Regions from separate parts of the Homo sapiens genome. Here region 1 is linked to region 2. A link is a loop called in an ENCODE intact Hi-C map of the cell type or tissue named here. Cell type or tissue: heart right ventricle. All regions are shown on one strand. Links, peaks and the distances in the headings refer to the core of each region. The heading gives the core; the rest is flanking DNA.

What was found. Hi-C counts contacts between places; a loop is a spot of excess contacts. Peaks named below come from ENCODE experiments on the same cell type or tissue, not always from the same donor. Only the 100,000 strongest peaks of a DNase experiment are listed, where the experiment ranks them.
Region 1: it touches region 2 in a loop (3-fold over the local background); 7 of 110 quality-filtered maps call a loop at or near these places.

The regions. Positions count from the first base shown.
Region 1 is chr10:42,958,035-42,966,354 of GRCh38, forward strand. No RefSeq gene overlaps it. Among named protein-coding and RNA genes, the nearest start is that of LINC01264, 19 kb to the right of the region's middle. RefSeq lists an enhancer at 2,436-2,936. In heart right ventricle, for the core only: no CTCF peak of the experiment used is centred there; DNase peaks (open chromatin) are centred at 2,767, 3,267, 4,297 and 4,867; H3K27ac peaks cover 2,270 bases.
Region 2 is chr10:43,074,959-43,083,278 of GRCh38, forward strand. RET (ret proto-oncogene) reads left to right here and starts at 2,111. Exons shown (of 20, transcript NM_020975.6): 1 at 2,111-2,373. The coding sequence starts at 2,301. RefSeq lists enhancers at 1,168-1,434, 1,300-2,157, 2,466-3,456 and promoters at 1,650-2,333, 2,035-2,333. In heart right ventricle, for the core only: a CTCF peak has its summit at 4,149 (motif pointing left); DNase peaks (open chromatin) are centred at 2,029, 4,144 and 8,023; H3K4me3 peaks cover 2,960 bases; H3K27me3 peaks cover 7,681 bases.

The sequences.
Region 1 (8,320 bases), core at 79-8,078, 120 kb before region 2:
AGGCAAGCAATGGATCCTGCCCCAGAGCACCCAGGGGGACTGTGGCCCTGCCAGCACCCCAATTTCAGCCCCATGATGCTGATTGCAGACTTCTGGCCCCCAGAACTATGGCAAGATAAATTTCTGTTGTTTTAAGACACCAAGTGTGTGATTTTTCTTACACTAGCCACAGAAATGAATGCATTGTATCACCCTGGGAGGGGCAGGCCACCAAGTCTCATCATCCCCTCCAACTCTGTGTCATAAAGTCCAGACAGTGCTGCTGAGAAGTTAGGGCTCCTTTCTTCTGCCTCCTGAATCATGAGTGGAGGCTCTACTCCAGGTTCGGGGGGCTGAGAACATGGAGGCGCTGACTACTCTCACCCAGCTCACTCACAGGGTATAGGTTCCACACCAGTCAAGTCAAGTGAAAAAGATCAGAGGCTTCCACCCCCACCCAGTGACAAGAGGAGTGTTGTAGACATTTTTCTCAGGGGTAGAGGCTACTCAGGAGAACACAAAGCTCCAAACTCCAAAGGTGTCTCTTGAAGACTGAGGTTATTTGAAATAGTGTGGGTAAATTCAAGTCTAAGGGCTATCTCAAAAACAGTGGAGATTTTATTAGCAGGCAAAGAGCAGGCTGATCACTCTGTGGGCAACAAGCCAACTGTAGGCCAGTGAGTTTACCAGGAAGAACCAAGAAAAGAGCCCTGCTGGGACCAGAAAAGAATCCAAATATTATCTCTGTCTAAAATTAATTTTATCAGACTAGAAAAATGCATGCCCCAGGACATTATCAAAATGGTTTATGGTTTTGTTTCTGAGGCACTTGTAGGTCCTGAAGATAATTGTACATATTCTCTTCTAAAAACTTTATATTTCTTTTACATGTAGATATTTCATCCTTAGAATTGATTTTTGTAAATGGTATGAAGTAGGGATATAGTTTTAGTTTTTTCCACATGGATTTGCAGTCTCCTAAGGACCGTTGATTGAAAAATCAGCCTGTTCCTCACTGATCACGCACACGTGAAGTATACAGATTGTGGGGTTTGTTTCTGGGCTCTGAATTCTATTCCTTGGCTTACATGTGTAGTTAGTTATTTTTGTCTGCAAGCATTTCATTTTACCTTGGAGTATTATTTGTGGGTTCCTCCAGGGACGATTTGTCTTCCATCTTTCCAGTACCTGGGACACCACCACTCTGTCTCGTTGAAAATTGAACTGCCAGCTTGAGGTTTTCAGACCACCTAAATCTTATGAATTCAGGCTGAAAAATCTACATGAAGACCACTGGCTTCTGTTGATAAATTCTCAGCAGGGATTTTCACCTCTTTCCTCTCGGCACTGAGGTTCAAAATGGCTGGTTTTCTTTGTTATACCCTTGAGAAAGGCAGATTTATTTCCAGTTGACCCTCACTTTGAGCAGACAGCTGATTGGGGTCTCAGCTCTGTGGGGATTTCCCACAGAAATCTGGGCCTGCCATGGGCTTTGACTTCTGCCCTCTGCCCACCAGGAAGTCACGAAACTGGAAGTTCAACTTCCCGTTGCTGGCAAATTCCCTCAGGAATTTGGCTTGCCTTTTGGGTGTCTGTATTCTACAAATGTTTTGACTTGAGAAGTTCTTGCTTTTGGCTAAATCTTTAATACGTTTTTAAAAGACTATTTATAAAATTTTGTCCAGGTTTTCAGTGCAAGAGCTGATCCAGGTACCTAGCTCACCATGTTATCCAAGTGTCCAGTACAACCCAATTTTTAAGTTTTTAAATTGTATAATTTTAAAATTATGAAGTGTGTTTTGTCTTTAGGATTTTGAAAGATCTGAGAGTTCTGTCTTATCCTGAGAGGTAACTAATGTCCCTTCCTTCCAACTCTTGCCCCTGTTACCTGAGTCCACCTGTAGCAGGTACTTTAACATACATAACGTGTGACCTGCTGGTGCTGGAGTGGGGTTCACTTCACTTCCACAGTGGCCTCTGCAGGGGCAGGGAGTCCTGGAGCCCTCCGTGTCCCAGACCCCAGTTCTGACTTTATTTGAGTCAAGAGCCTCTTTAAGAATCTGATGAGGCCGGCTGCAGTGGCTCACACCTATAACTCCAGCACTTTGGGAGGCTGAGGTGGGAGGATCACTTGAGCCTAGGAGTTTGAGACCAGCCTGGGCAACATAGGGAGACCCTGTCTCTACAAAAACTTTTTTTTAAAATTAGCCAGGTATGGTGGCATGGGCCTATGATCCCAGCTATTCAGGATGCTGAGGTAGGAGGATCACTTGAGCCCAGGAGGTTGAGGCTGCAGTGAGCCATGACTGCACCACTGCATTCCAGCCTAGGCTACAGAGTGAGATTCTGTCTCCAAAACAAAACAAAAAAAATTCTGATGAAAGCTAGACAAGGGCGTACAGAACACACACAGCAGACACAGTTTCTGTTGGATACACCTTCAGGGGGCCTGTGGATCCCTTGCAGTGGGATCCCCTAATTCTAAGACCCCCCACCCCACGCCTCTCTATAGCACTTCCCTGTGTTTGCTGCTGGCAGGACAGGAGGCAGCAGGGGCTAGCACAGGCCAGCCTGCTCAGCTGTGGGTGTTCTGCAGCGAACCTGCTGTGCCTGTGTCACATACCAAGGGCATGACTAAGGGCTACTGATGCAGAGTCAGAAGTGGCCCAGCCCTGGCCCCTACCTCCTCCCAGGCTCCTCTGAGCCTCAGCAGAGACTGTGGCCAAGTAGTGAAGTCTCTGGCGGACATCTGGACCTGCAAGCCATCCAGAGCATTGTCCTTGGCAGTGGCGAGATGGTCAGGTCAGCACCTGGGTCCTTCCCAGCTTAGGCACACTTTTTGCCAGGATAGGAGCTTCTCAGGCCAGGGCCTCTCTTGCCAGTGCAGGCAGTCATGCCTGGCATCAAGTCCAGCAGGCGCGGAGGGGACTGCAGGCCACAGCTGTTCAAGTGGGGGCCTCCTTTCTGCCCTGCGAGGCCCTCTCAGCCTTGATGAGATCACTTGGGGGCCTTCTATCTCTGGGACTCCAGAAATAGAGACAGGGAACTGGGAGTGAAAGCAGCCACATGTGCTTGGGCACCATGAGTGCTCACAGGTGCCAGAGGAGCAGACGGGACCAGGTCAGGGACTGCAGCCCAGGACCAGCCAGTGGGGCTTCTGCAGTGCCTCATCCTGTTCCTGCCATGCCTCACTGCCAGGAAAACAGCCACCCTTGACCACCTGCCCACCGGCCTCTCCCAAAGAAGACACTCCGAGAAGCAACTGCTAGAATTTTCTCAGGACTAATAGCAGTTGCTAACTGTCTCCAAAGCACACTCAGCTGTCCTTGGGGCTCAGCCAGCCCCACACATAGGAGGGACAAGGCCCACAGCGCACAGGCTCAGCTCCACAGCACAGGGCTTCTGTCCTGAGGCCCCGTAAGCCTCCTTCCAGCATGCCTTTCTGTTCATGGAGTATTCACTTTGTGATTGTGTAATCAAAAATCGTCTTGACAATACAGCATTCTCCCATACTAGACTTACTCAGAGATGGTCTGTGCTCTGAGGATGATGCTAGCATGGCTGCTGCCTGGGCACCTCAGAGCAGTCCTGACACAGCCCCCATGGAGCCCCACCTCGAGGAGAATGGGATAGCCTGGGGATCCTGGGCCCGGAGTGGGCCCCACGTGAGTCCAGCTTGCTCCAGCTGACTCTCTGTGGGCCTCCATTTTCTTGTCTGGAATGGAAGGAAATGATCCCTCCAGCTCATAATAATGATCATGTTTATGTCAGATCATCGTTCCTAGGATTTCCCCAAACCTCCACGTGCCTGGGAGAGGAGTGAGTTCTCCAGCTCCCTGGGACCCTCAGGGGTTACACACACCACCATCGGCCCTCCCATAAAGGCTGCACCTTGGCTCGGCCTCCACTGTGGGCCTGGCTGCAGGCTCTCACCCCAGCTGGTAGGAGCTGGGGTGAAGGAGGCCAGTTCAGGCGAGTCCTCTGCACCATCCTCTGCTGGCCCGATTTCCCGATCAGCACTGGATCAGCCTGAGTGCCTGAATCCAGAGCTCACTCTCCACTTGGGTGGGAGCATGGCTGCTTCCTGTCAGCCCCAGCGGTGTGACTGGGACCAGAGAGTCTCCTGCAGCCTGAAGAATTGTCCCAGCCTGCCCACCCCCGGCCTCCTGTGCTCCAGGCAGGCGTGGCTCTCCGTGTGGCAGATCTCACTCTTTGTCAGGGCCTCTGTGTCCTTCCTCCTGGGACAGGCTTGGCCTCAGAGGGTGGGAGGGAAGGGAGGGCCACTGCAGCCGCAGCTGCTGCATCAGGAGGGGCCAGGAGTCCCCAAGGTCGAGTCCAGAGCGCAGCAGGGAGTCCCAGTGCTGACGCTCTGCACATGTGGCGTCCTTGTCTTGCCCCAGCTGCAGGCTCCATGTCCAAAAGCACATGGAGGGAGAGCAGAGGTTTCCTGGGGACAGCAGCTGAGGCCAGGGGCTGGTGTGCTGGCTCACAGGCTCTGAGGCTGGGGATCACTGACATTGTGCTGCTGCGGCCTCCTGCCCAGGGAGCCTGCTGGCAAGGGGCCCACTGCGACCCGGGCTGCATCCCTGGCCAGCCCTCTCTCACTGGAGGCCTGGACTCACCCCTGCCAGGAGGGGAGCTCTGTGCTCCCTCTCTGCTCTGTGCTCCCTCTCTGCTCTGTGCTCCCTTCCTGCCTGTCTGGCAGCACAGTGACCACCTCCCCAAAACCCATCCCGGCACGGAAGTGGGGCCTCAGAGCAAGCAGAGGAAGAACCAGGGGCCCTTGGTGATACAGCCTGGAGGGGGCCTTGGCTGGCACTTGCCATTGGTGTCGGGCAGACACCGGCCCCTCCACCCACCAGAAGATCTCAGGCACACCTGCCCACCCTGAAAGCAAGCAGGCAGGGAGTGGCCCCCAGAGCTGACCAGAGGGAGAGAAGACAGGAACTGTAGAGACAAGAGGAGTCCACCGCCCAGCCTGGGGCAGCACCTTGGAAGCTGGGGTTGGGCTATCCAACTAGAAGGGACAGAAGCCAGCTGTGCGGTTGGTTGGTGGTGGGCTGGAAAGGGGCAGAGGGACTCAGGACGTGCCTTCTGATGGGATCATAGGGTCTCCATAATGCATTGGCCACAGGTGGATGAGGAAGAAGTTGCCTCAGGGTTGTCGTGGAACTCCCAGGAGGGCTACGCCACCCCCATGGGTGTCTCCAAGCCCCACGCCACCTGGTTTGCAGACCATGGGCCCCTAGTCATGTCGCCTATCTGGGCCTTTTTTTAAAAAAAAAAATTTATTTTGAGAGAATTGTAGAATGAGCATACAATTCATGCATGCACTTATAAGAAACGATACAGAGAGGTCTGAAGTACCCTTTACCCAATTTCCTTCAGTGATAACATCTTGCAAAACTACAGTACGGTATCACAGCCAGGATACTGACATCCGTAGAGTCAAGTTACAGAGTATTCCCTTACCACCAGGGGCCATCCGCAGCCACACCCACTTCCCTCCCTCCCTCCCCAGCCCCTCCATAACCCCTGGCAGCCACTCACCACTTCTCCATTTCTACAGTTTTGTCATTTCAAGATTGTTATATAAATGGAATCGTTACATTATGTAACCTCCCGGCATTGGCTTTTTTTTTCACTCGGCCCAGATCCCTGTAGATCCATCCAAGTTGTCCCATGTACCAGCAGTTGATTGCTTTCTAATGTTGAGTAGGATTCCATGGAGTGGATGCACTATGGCTTGACCATTCACCCATTGAAGGCTCTTTGCAGAGCTCTCGGTTTTGGGCTACTGTGAACAAAGCTACTATGAGCTTTTGTGTACAGGTTTTTGTATGACTACAAGTCTTCATTTCTCTGAGATAAATGCCTGGGAGTGCAATTGCTGGGTCACATGTCAGTTGCATGTTTAGTTTTATAAGAAACTAAGAAACTGTTTTCTGGAGTGGCTTTAACATTTTACATTCCCACCAGCATCATGTATAGGTGATGCAGTTTCTCCACATCCTTACCAGCATGTGGGGTTCTCACTGTTTTTTATTTTAGCTATGTTGATGTGTATATAATGGTATCTCCATGCAATTTTAACTTGTATTTCCCTAATGAGTAATGATGACAAACGTGTTTTCATGGGTTTATTTGCCATCTGGGTATGCTCTTATATGGAATAACTCTTCATATCTTTTGCCAGTTTCCTAATTCGCTTGTTTGTTTACTACTGCATTTTGAGAGTTGTTTATTCTAGATGTTAAAAGCCTTCATCGGATACATAGTTTGCAAATATTTTCTCCCAGTCTGTAGCTTGTCTTTTCATTCCCTTAACAGGCTCTTTCACAGAACAAAAGCTTCTAATTTTAAGAAAGTCCAATTGTTTTTTACGTCAATTCTAACAACGTGGCTAGTTCTAGATCCCGAAAATTTTCTGCTATTAAGAAAAAAAAGCTTTATAGCTTTACATTTACACCTAATCCATTTTGAGTTAGTTTTTGTATAAAGTGTGAATTCATTATTTTTGCTGTGATGTCCAGTTGTTCCCGCATCATTTATTGGAAAAGCTGTCCCTCCTCTGATGAATGGCTTCATACTTTTGCGGAATATTAGGTGGGCATATTTGTGTGAGTCTATTTCTGGGGTCCGTTGATCTATGTGTGTCTGTCCATCTGCCAATACCCTACTGTCTTGATTAGTAAGCTTTAATTTCAAATAGTGATTCCTTCCACTTATTCTTCCTTCTCAAGATGGGTTTTGCTGTTCTAGGTCCTGTGTGTTTCCACATAAATTTTATGGAAAAATAAGCTTGTCTATATCCACAAAAATACTTGCTAAAATTTTGACAGTAACTACATTAAACCTGTAGAATTTTGGAAAAATTGACATCCTTATATGTTGAGTACTGTACATGTTTTTTTAAGTTTATAATGAAGTATTTCATTGTTTTTGAAATGACTGTAAATGATATTATATTTTTAATTTGTTTTCACACCTTCTTTTTTAATGTATAGAAATGGATTGATTTTTGTGTGTTGATCTTACATACTGCAACTTGCTACACTCACTTATTAGTTCTTTTGCAGATTCCTTGGGATTTTCTACAGAGACTGTCATGTCATCTGCAAATACAGACAGTTAATTTCTTTCATTCCAATCTGCATGTCTTTTATTTCTTTTTCTTGACATATTGTAGTTGGTAGAGCTTGCAGTAGTCTACTGCATAAGAGAGGTGAGAATGGACACTTTTCCTTGTACCAAATCGTAGAAGGAAAATATTCAGTCTTTTACCATTAAGTATGTTAGCTATAGGTTTTTACAGATGCTCTTTATGAAGTTAAGAAAATTCTCCTTTGCTCCAAGTTTGCTGAGAGTTTTTATCATGACTAGGTGTTGGATTTTGTCAAATGCTTTTCCTGCGTCAACTGATAGAATCACATGACTTTTCCTCTGTAGCCTGTTGGTAGGTGTATTACATTGGTTGGTCTTGTAATTCTGAACCAACCCTGCATACCTGGGATAAATCCCAACTGCTCATGGTGTATAATTCCTTTTAAATGTTGCTGAATTTGATTTGCTGATATTTTGTCAACAATCCTTGTGCTGAAGTTCATGAGAAATGTTGGTCTGTACTTTTATTATCACATGTTGTCTTTGTCTGGTTTTGGTATCGGGCCTAGCCTAATAAAAGTGTTCTTTCCTCTTCTATTTTTTAAGACGGATTTTGTAAAATAGGTGTTAATTCTTCATAAATGTGTGGTAGAATTCTCCAACGAAGCCATCTGGGCCTGAAGATTTCTTTTAAATTTCACATTCAGTGTGTTTAATTGTTATAAGACTATTCAAGTTGCATGTTTCATATTGGTTGAGTTTTGGCCATTTGTGGTTTTTGAGGAATTGGTTCATTTCTTCCACACTGTTGAATTTATGAGGGTAAAACTGTAGCGTTCCTTTGTTGTCTTTAAAATGGCTGAAAGATCTGTAATATCTCTGTTTTATTCCTGATATTGGTGATTTGAGTCTTCTCTTGTTTTATCTTTGTGAATCTTGCCAGAGGTTTATTTTTTGAAGAACTAGATTTTTGTTTCCTTGTTTTTCTCTATTGTTTTCCTGTTGTCAGTTTCATCGACTGCTGCTCTTTATTATTTCCTTTGCTCTGCCTTGCTCTGGGTTTATTTTGCTTTTCTTTCTCGTGTTTCTTGGGTTAGTAATTTCGATGACTGATCTGAGACTTTTCCTCTTTTCTAATGTAAGCTTTCAGTGCTGTACATTTCTGTTTCAGGCTTTTTCAGGGTTTTTTCATTTGAAAGTGGAAGGTTTGCATCGGCACGCGGAATAGAGAAGACAG
Region 2 (8,320 bases), core at 140-8,139:
TCCCCTTGTGAGACCTCAGGGGGTGGCCTCGCTTCCCCTCTGCTGGGCAAGGAGCTCCTTCCTGCTGCCTGATGTTCTGGATACTGAGCCTACACCCAGGCAGGGCTGAATCTCCTTTCCCCGCAGTCCCTGAGGCCAGCAGGCTCTGGGCCTCACAACTGTCCTCTGCTGAGCGACCCTTTGGTCAGATCCCTGGGCGTGCACGTAGCAGGGAGGTATGCATCTGTGTGCGTGTGTGTCCACGTATGGGAACACAGGTGTATGCATGTATGCATGTGTACAGGGTACACCCATGTGAGGGCCCCCCAGACCTTTTTCCAAGGAGTAAATGACACCCTCTCATAGTGTCAGGTGTTCACTCAGGACCCCCAAGGGTGAGGGTGGAGCGAGAGCGTGGAAAGGCCTAAGGTAGGCTAGGCAGGAGCACAGCCCCAGATGGCCCCTTAAGATGGCCACACAGAGCCCAGCCAGACATCAATGTCAGCCAAGGGCTGGCCAGGGTGGTCCCCGGGAGGTGCAGGGGTGGGGCTATTTAAGCCTACCCACTTCTCTCTTCATTCACCTAGGAGGCAATCACAGGAGCTTGTCTGTAGCCAAAAGATGCCCCCAGCCCCTCCCTACCTATCAGGTCCCTTCCCTGGGCACAGGCCTGAGTGTGTAGCCTAGGTAGCCACTGGCACCAGAGATGGAACCTGTCTGAACCCAAGGGAGCCCCTTGTGGCCAACTCTAGCTCCATAAACTGGAAGGGTGTGGCAGGCAGCCGGAGTCCAGTGGCCCACAGTGTCTCTCCTGGGCTGGCAGGCCTGTGCCCCGGCCACCTGCCCCTCAGCAAGCCAGGTCTGGACATCACGGTTGGCTGAGTGCAAGCCAGCCTCTGTCTTGGCAGCTCCCCCTCCTGCCTGTGAGGGTGACTTCACTTTGACTTCATATCTGCAGTGATGTGCAGATCACTTATTCAGCCCTGAGCTCAGCCAGGCAAGAGGGCGGGGTTCTGCACACAGCAAGCAAGGGAGCGGCTGGCTCAAGGGTGCCCTGGGCCCAGGTTCCCTGGCTTTTCCTCCTCAAGGGCCCATGGGCTTCCCTTCTTCCATCCCTCTGCGCCTAAGTGCAGGCCAGACCTCAAAAAGCAGCCGGGGATGGGGCGAGAACAGAGGACTTCCCCACTGAGCCCACATCCAACCTCACCCAGAACCCCTTCTCAGGTCCAGTTGCTGCTCCCTATTAGGGGTAAATGTGTTTATGCGCATCATTTCCATCATTTCTTTGGGGGAAAATTGGATTCTTTCCTCCTCCTCGCTACTCGCTCTCCGACTCTGCCAGCCCATCTCCTGAGAGTTCTCCTGTGTAAGGGATGCAAGGGCCACCAGCACCAGGTCTCTGAAAGGACGCCGGAGCCAGTTTCCGGTTTCCAAGGGTTGGACCAGTGCTGGAGGGGGGAATCACAAACTGCCCTTCCAGGACCCTACCCTCTCTACTACCCCAGGATGCTGAAAAAGGCTATTCTGCCTCTCTTCCCCTGCTCAGCTCTTCCCCGCCTCCTGCCTCCGGCCCCAGCAGAGGCCGCGCTCCCACTGCGCCTCTCGCCTCTGAGAAATGGCGCAGCAAGCGCTCCGCGGAGAGCCTGGAGGCGGGGCGCCCTTCTCTGAGTCCGCGGGGTCGCACCCCGAGCCAGTCGGCCAGACCTGCATCCCGCGTAGCATCCCTGCCCTCTCTGTGCAGCGGAAAGGGCAAAAGGCAGGGACTGCAAGCGGGCGCGCACCGGGTAGGAAGAGCGGCTCTGCGTAGGTGCGCGGACCCGGGCTCCTGGGTTCCATCCCCGCCGCGCACCTCGGGGTCCGCACCCGGCTCCTGCCGGGCCCTTTTCGGCCGCACCCCGCTCCCGCACCCCGCTCCTCCCCAAGCCCCACCCGGCCCAAGCCGCGCGTCCCGCACTGAGCTCCTACACGCGCCGCGCCCCGGCCGCACCCCGCGCAGCCAGAGCAAGCACTGGAGCCCCGCCCCTTCCCGCACCCCACCCGCCTCCGGCCCCGCCTGGCCCACCCCTGGACCGCCCCCGCCCCGCCCCGCCCCTACCCGCTCCTCCGGCGCAGCCGGCGCTTACCTCGCTTCAGTCCCGCGACCGAAGCAGGGCGCGCAGCAGCGCTGAGTGCCCCGGAACGTGCGTCGCGCCCCCAGTGTCCGTCGCGTCCGCCGCGCCCCGGGCGGGGATGGGGCGGCCAGACTGAGCGCCGCACCCGCCATCCAGACCCGCCGGCCCTAGCCGCAGTCCCTCCAGCCGTGGCCCCAGCGCGCACGGGCGATGGCGAAGGCGACGTCCGGTGCCGCGGGGCTGCGTCTGCTGTTGCTGCTGCTGCTGCCGCTGCTAGGCAAAGGTGAGTTCTGCCGGCCGCCGGCTCCCGCAGGGGCCAGGGCGAAGTTGGCGCCGAGCAGCGGAGCGGGCGCGTTCAGAAGCGCCTTTCTGTTTGCCGTGGGCAGCGGGCTGTGCGGTCGCCGGCCACCCGGCCTCGGCTGGGAGCGCAGTGGCTGCGGCGGGCGGCGGGCGAAGGGCAGGACGCCTCGGGCCGGGCGCCTCGGGCCGGGGCTGGGCGGGTCTCGGGCGGGAGCGGAGCGCGGGCCGGGCCGCGGGGGTCGGTGCTCAGAACCCTAGCCATAGCCGCAGGTCTCAATCTGGCCGCGCCCTGCGCCAAAGCCGCGTCCTGGAGCAAACGGGACAGCCGTTTCGGGGCCGACCTGGCGGACGGGTCAGGGAGCCCCGAAAGCCCGCGATTCGTGCGGAGAGTTCTGTTTCGGCAGGAGACGGCTCCGTCCTGGTTTCCTTTTCCCGCTCAGCGTCCGTGCGTTCCTCCCCCAGCTCTGCCGTCCTGGCCAGCCGAGGGATTCGGAGGCTCTTTTGAAAAGATTGCTTTTCCCTCGTGCGTTTTTGCCGCCCTGTCTTTAAACACCTAAAAACCGTGGTTTCTGGGGTGGCTCCCCCCGAGGGGCCGCCGTGATAGGCGTCCCACCCGGCAGCCCTGGAGTCGTGTGGCGCTGCCTGGCAGAGATGCTGAAGATGCGGCCATAGGAGGCCCAGGGCTTGGGGTGGGGCAGGGGTTTGCGCCGCCAGCCAGCGTTGGTGCTGGGCCTGGTGAAACCTCAGGTGCCTTAGGATCCCAGCATTAGGTGTGGCCTTGCAAAGATGGTCATCGACCCCACCCAAACTCTGGCAGAGTGAGCCGCAAGGCTGTGGAATCTTTGACCCCTTGGCACGCGTTTAAGTGTCCCTCAAACTGGCCCTGACTTGATCCCCTCCAAGCGCTTGTGTATGAACCAAGTTTCCCTCTAAGAGGGAAGGAGCCCTGGCCATCCTCCCTCACTCCTTACAAAGGGCTTTCTCTCCCCACAGCCTTTGGGAACAGAAGAAGCCATGGTCAGTCACCCTGTCTCTGGCCCCAGGCCCTGCACAAACTGAGTTTCCAGGCCTGCCTGAGACTTCATTTGTGTGACCTGCGCCTCAGCTCAGCATATGCTGAGGCCAGAGCGGGTCCCCAGTCCACCTAGCGAGGGACAGGGGAGAAGCCCTTGCCTTTCTATCTTTTCTGAGTGTTAGGACTTTGGGGTCCCAGTGCTGCAGGGGGAAGACACGGGGCAGAAGCAAACAAGGCGCTCTGACGCTGTCTTGGGATTCTGGGCTGTGGCTTTGGCTTTGAGGTTGTGGGCAGGGGGCCAGGTGTGAACTGCTGCTGGTGTGCTGGGCAGAGGACTTCCCCACACCCTTCCACAGCCTTGCGTTCAGTTGGGGTGGCCAGTGAGGCTGTGGGGGCCAGGCTCTGGGGGCCGGCTTGTGGCACTCAGCAGGCATGCAGGTAGCTTTCCGTGCCCAGACCCCTGGCCCACAGACAGCTTCCCGAATCCAGAGATGGTGAGCCCCTAGCCCCTGGGATAACCCGGACACCACAGTTGGAGGCACTGGGAGTGAAGAGGCAGCCCCACTCCCTGGAGTAGACAGCTGGGGCCTTTGAAGAGGCTGCAGAGCTCTTTCCCAGGAGCCACAGCTCCGGAGGTTCGAGCCGCACTCTTGGAGCTGCCAAGGACCGCCCCAGTGAGCCCCTCGGTGCTCCCCAACCACCCCAAGGGGACAGCTCGGCCTCAAGCGCCCTCTTGCGGACGCTGCACTTTAGTGGCTGGGCCTGATGACAGGCACAGACTGGGTCTCTAGAGGATGAGGGTTCTTCCACAGCTCACACATGCACACTCACACTGGATCACCAAGACACACTCCTGCCCCTTCTCACAGCACTTGCTGCCAAGGCTGTGGACATGCACAGCGTGGTTCCTTCACACCCTGCCTCACCCACGTCCACACAGGGACCCCAGCCCCTCTCATCACTCATACACACAGGGACGCCACGTGTGTATATAGGGACACACACTCCTCATACCTGCAGGGCATAGCCTGTCAGCCCCAGGTATGCTGGAACCAGAGTGAGAGAACCTCCATCTAAAAGTTACATTCATTTAAAAGTTGCTCTTAAAGGTTTCTGGCATTTCATTGCTCAACACAGATACAGCTGTCCCCGTTGCTTGGATGAGGAAACTGAGTCTCAGCTTCTGGGGTTCCCCCCAGGTCCCAGGCTGACCCTGCACCTCAACCTCCCACAGCTCCTCAGCAAGCCTCTTGTCTCTTGTCTTCCTGGCCTGACTTCTTGGGTCCTGTTTTGCAGCAAGGAAGGACATTCCCTCTCTGCCCCTGGGCCCCGGGGCCTTCTGTTCCCAGCATGGAAGAGCTGGGCACTGTGACTTGGCAGGGCCCGGATCCAAGCTGCCAGACCACCCTCTGCAGAGGGCCTAGGCAGCCCACCCCTGCCTGAAGCACCAGGTATCAGCGCGGGCAGCTCAGGCCAGGGGTACAGCTCCCCCTGCTTCATCCTTTTCCTTCTCCCCTTTCTCTGGCCAGAGGCTTCACCAGGTTCACCTGGGCCTGGCTTGCTTCCTCCTCCACTCCAGCTCACTAACCCTGTCTGGCCTCCAGAAGCTGCCTGCAGCCCTCACTGGTGGGCTGTGCCTGCTGGGGGCCTGCAAGCAGAGAGCAAATGGGGAAGTGCATTGAGCTGATTCACTAAATTGCCTTTCTTCTGCAGAATCACTTTAGGGACAGGCTGAGGAAATCACTGTTTCCTTGGTGGTGTGAAGAAAATGGGATGCGATCACCTAGCGGGGAGCTAATAGCCTTTTAGCCAGTGGAGGAGAAAACCAATTAAAAATTATGATATCTGTTAAAATGGAACCTGGGGTGCCAAGGGGAAGGGAAGGCCCGGAAGCTGCCATCTCCCCTGAGACCTTCCCCCTCTGCAGCCTGGCCGAAGACCCTCTAGGTCCCCTCGTCTTAACTGGATAAGGCTAATACCAGCAGTAGCACCCCATGGGGGCTCACAGTGCACTGCCCCTGTGCTGTGCCTACTCACTTCATCTTTTCCAACAAGTCTGCAAGGGTCATGGTCTTGGCCCATTTCACAGGTGAGGAAACAGGTTCTCATAGCCTATGGACTCGAACCGGTAGAGAGGATGCGGGAGCTCCCCAGCCCTGGCCCTCTGGCTTGCTCCAGCCCGTTCTCTGGGCCAGTGGTGTGGGTCCAGGGTGGGGCTAAGGAGGGCTTCCAGGGAGGTTGCCCTGAGCCTGCCCACCCACTGGTGAGTCCCCCCACCTCGGGCTCCAGGTGCCCTCAGGACATCCCAGCCCAGATCCCAGAGTAATGTGTGGCACCATGCACAGACGCTGAGATACTCTCTGGGTCTCGTCAGCTTTAGTTGATGTCTGGGAGTCCTATGGGTCTGGGGAGGAGCACCAGGCATGGCTGTGCCAGCAGAAGGGCCGACTGTGTGTGCTCTGTGGATGGCAGGAAGGCATCTTGCTGCCAGTGGCGGTGCAGATGTTCGGCTGGGACACCAGGCTGTGGCCCTTGCAGCCAACATATGCCTGAGGCCCTGGCATCGGATGGAAGCTACTGCTCTGAAGACAAGGGTGCAGGGATGGGGTTTGGGCATCAGGGATGGGGGTACAGCTGTGTTTCCTCATGCAGGACAGGGCCTTCCTCCTCATTTTTCCCATCCTCCAGGACAGCCTGGGAGAAGAAAGCCAGGGAATAGGGGCAAAGCAGGGTGCAGCCCCCCATGCTCCCTGCTGCCCTCCTCCCCTCCTGCAGAGGCACTTCCTTTCCACTTCAGGAGCCCCTCCCCCAGAAGTGGGCCCCCCCCATCCCCCCTTCCTTCTTTGGAGGCTGCTTCCTGGTGCCAGGTTATGCTCCCTCCCCGTTCTCTGCTGTGCCCTCTATCTCCCCACTCCTCTGCAATTATTTTTCAGCAGAGTGACTTAATAGTAACAATAACAGTAACAATAATAGTAACAACAGCAGGCTGGGAGCACTCCTGAGGGAGCCTCGGCTCCTGCCCTGCTGCTCTAGGGCTGGGGACTCTCCAGAGCTGTCTCATGGCAGGGAGAGACCGTAGTCAAGGAGACCCTGTGTAGGGACTTCCGCATGCGTGTGTGGCAAGGGGCGGGGACTGGGCAGTGACCACCAGGCAGGGAGCACACCTCAGTCATGGTCACAGAGAAGGTGATGATGGCACCAGGGCTGTCTCTCCGTGCCCGTCTGCACCTGGGCCTGCCAGAGCCGTCTTCTGTGCCCCATGGGGTAGGGGAGCACCCCATGGCCCCTGGGAGGCTGCCAGTCAGTGGGACTATGAGGTCAAATGGGGAGGTCCCTTGGGGTCCATGACCCAGGCACTGCACCCCTTGGGGCTGGAAGGGGAGAAGGCCCCAGGCCCACCAGAGCCCCTCTGGCTCCCCCACTAGAACAGCAGCCAGGGCCGGCTCAGGGATTGAGGCGAAGCCTTGGTGCTTGATTCTTTGTCCCCTGAGGCAGGCTGTACCTCTCATAGGAGAACTTTGGAGGACGGGCCTTCTCCTGACCAAGGCTCTGGGACACTTGGCAGCCCCTGAGGTCCTGCTTTACCTCTCTGCTTTCTCCCCCCTTCTCTGAGCTCTGGGGCCAGGCCTGGGCACTTGGATTGGCGCTGAGACAATGAGGCCTGAACCTCCATGGAGCTCTGGTCCCGCAGCTGTGTGATCATGGGGGCCTCAGGGACCCCGCTCCCCTCCATTCCCCAAGCCTAGAGGCCATGAAGCCTGTGGGTCCCTGAACTGTCCACCCTGAGACTGCAGGCAGGGCAGGGCTGGGCAAGAGCAGGCAGCAAGCTGTCCTTGTTCCCACAGCTCCTCCTGGCTGGGCTCTTGGCCCCTGAAAAGCCTGGGGCAGGGAGATGGTGCCAGCAGGACCTTAAGGACAGCAGTTCAGGTCGCACCTGGCCCTGGAGGGAGCAGGTGGCCAGCTCCAAGCAAACACCTCTGTTTGCTTTTGCCTCAAGGAGTGGCTCCACAAAGTGTAGCAGCCCAGGCACCACCACAGAAAGGTCACCGCTGCACCTGGACAGGTGTGCGCCTACCTGGTGGACCAGCGGGCATAGGCTTTCCTCCCTGATATCAGGGATACCTGGAGGGCCTGGTGCTGGGGCTCTGTGCTCAGGGGAGAACCTGTGGCCCTACAGCCCCAGGTTCTAGACCCCCTCCCAGATTCGGGTGCTGCAGCTGCGCTTCCACTCCTGGCCCTTGCTCCTCTGTGCTGCTGCTCTCCATGCCCTGCAGGAGCCAGGGTTCCAAGGAAGCACCTGAGGGGCAGTGTGGCCCCAGGGCAGGAGCAGGACAGTGGCCACCAAGCTGTTTCCAGTTCCCTTGTGTGCCTGTGACTCCAGAGGATTCTCGCCCTTGTGTTCCTGAGAGGGAAAAAGGAAACATGTATTTCCTAGAATTTAAGTAATGACTGGGGAGATGTGTGCTCTGGGTGCCGGGACGAGGGTGGGTGAGCTGGAGGTGCAGCATGAGCTGGTGCAGTTCTGGAGGGAGGGAGAGGGCTCATTGGGTTTCTTCCTCATACTACTTGGCAGTGCAACTGGCACAGACCCGGCAGCTGTTGCTGGGCTAGGGGCCAGGGGCTTCCTCTTGCTCTGTTCCCCTTCCTGCTCCACCACCATTGCCTGTAGGGCGTCTGCCAGCCCCAGGAAGCCTAACACTTAGCCCAAGTGGGGCTCTGGGCCTGGCCCTCCTCACCCAGGGAAACAACGGGGCTCATGGGCGCTTGGTGACATGGGCACATTGCTCTGCCATCGTAAGGGGCCAGCCTGGCTATGGGACCCAGCACCGGTGGGCAGCCCACAGGTTGTCTCTGCAGGAGACTCCTCTGGCAGGTCACATACAGGATGCCCCACAGCACCTTGAAAACTCGTGAC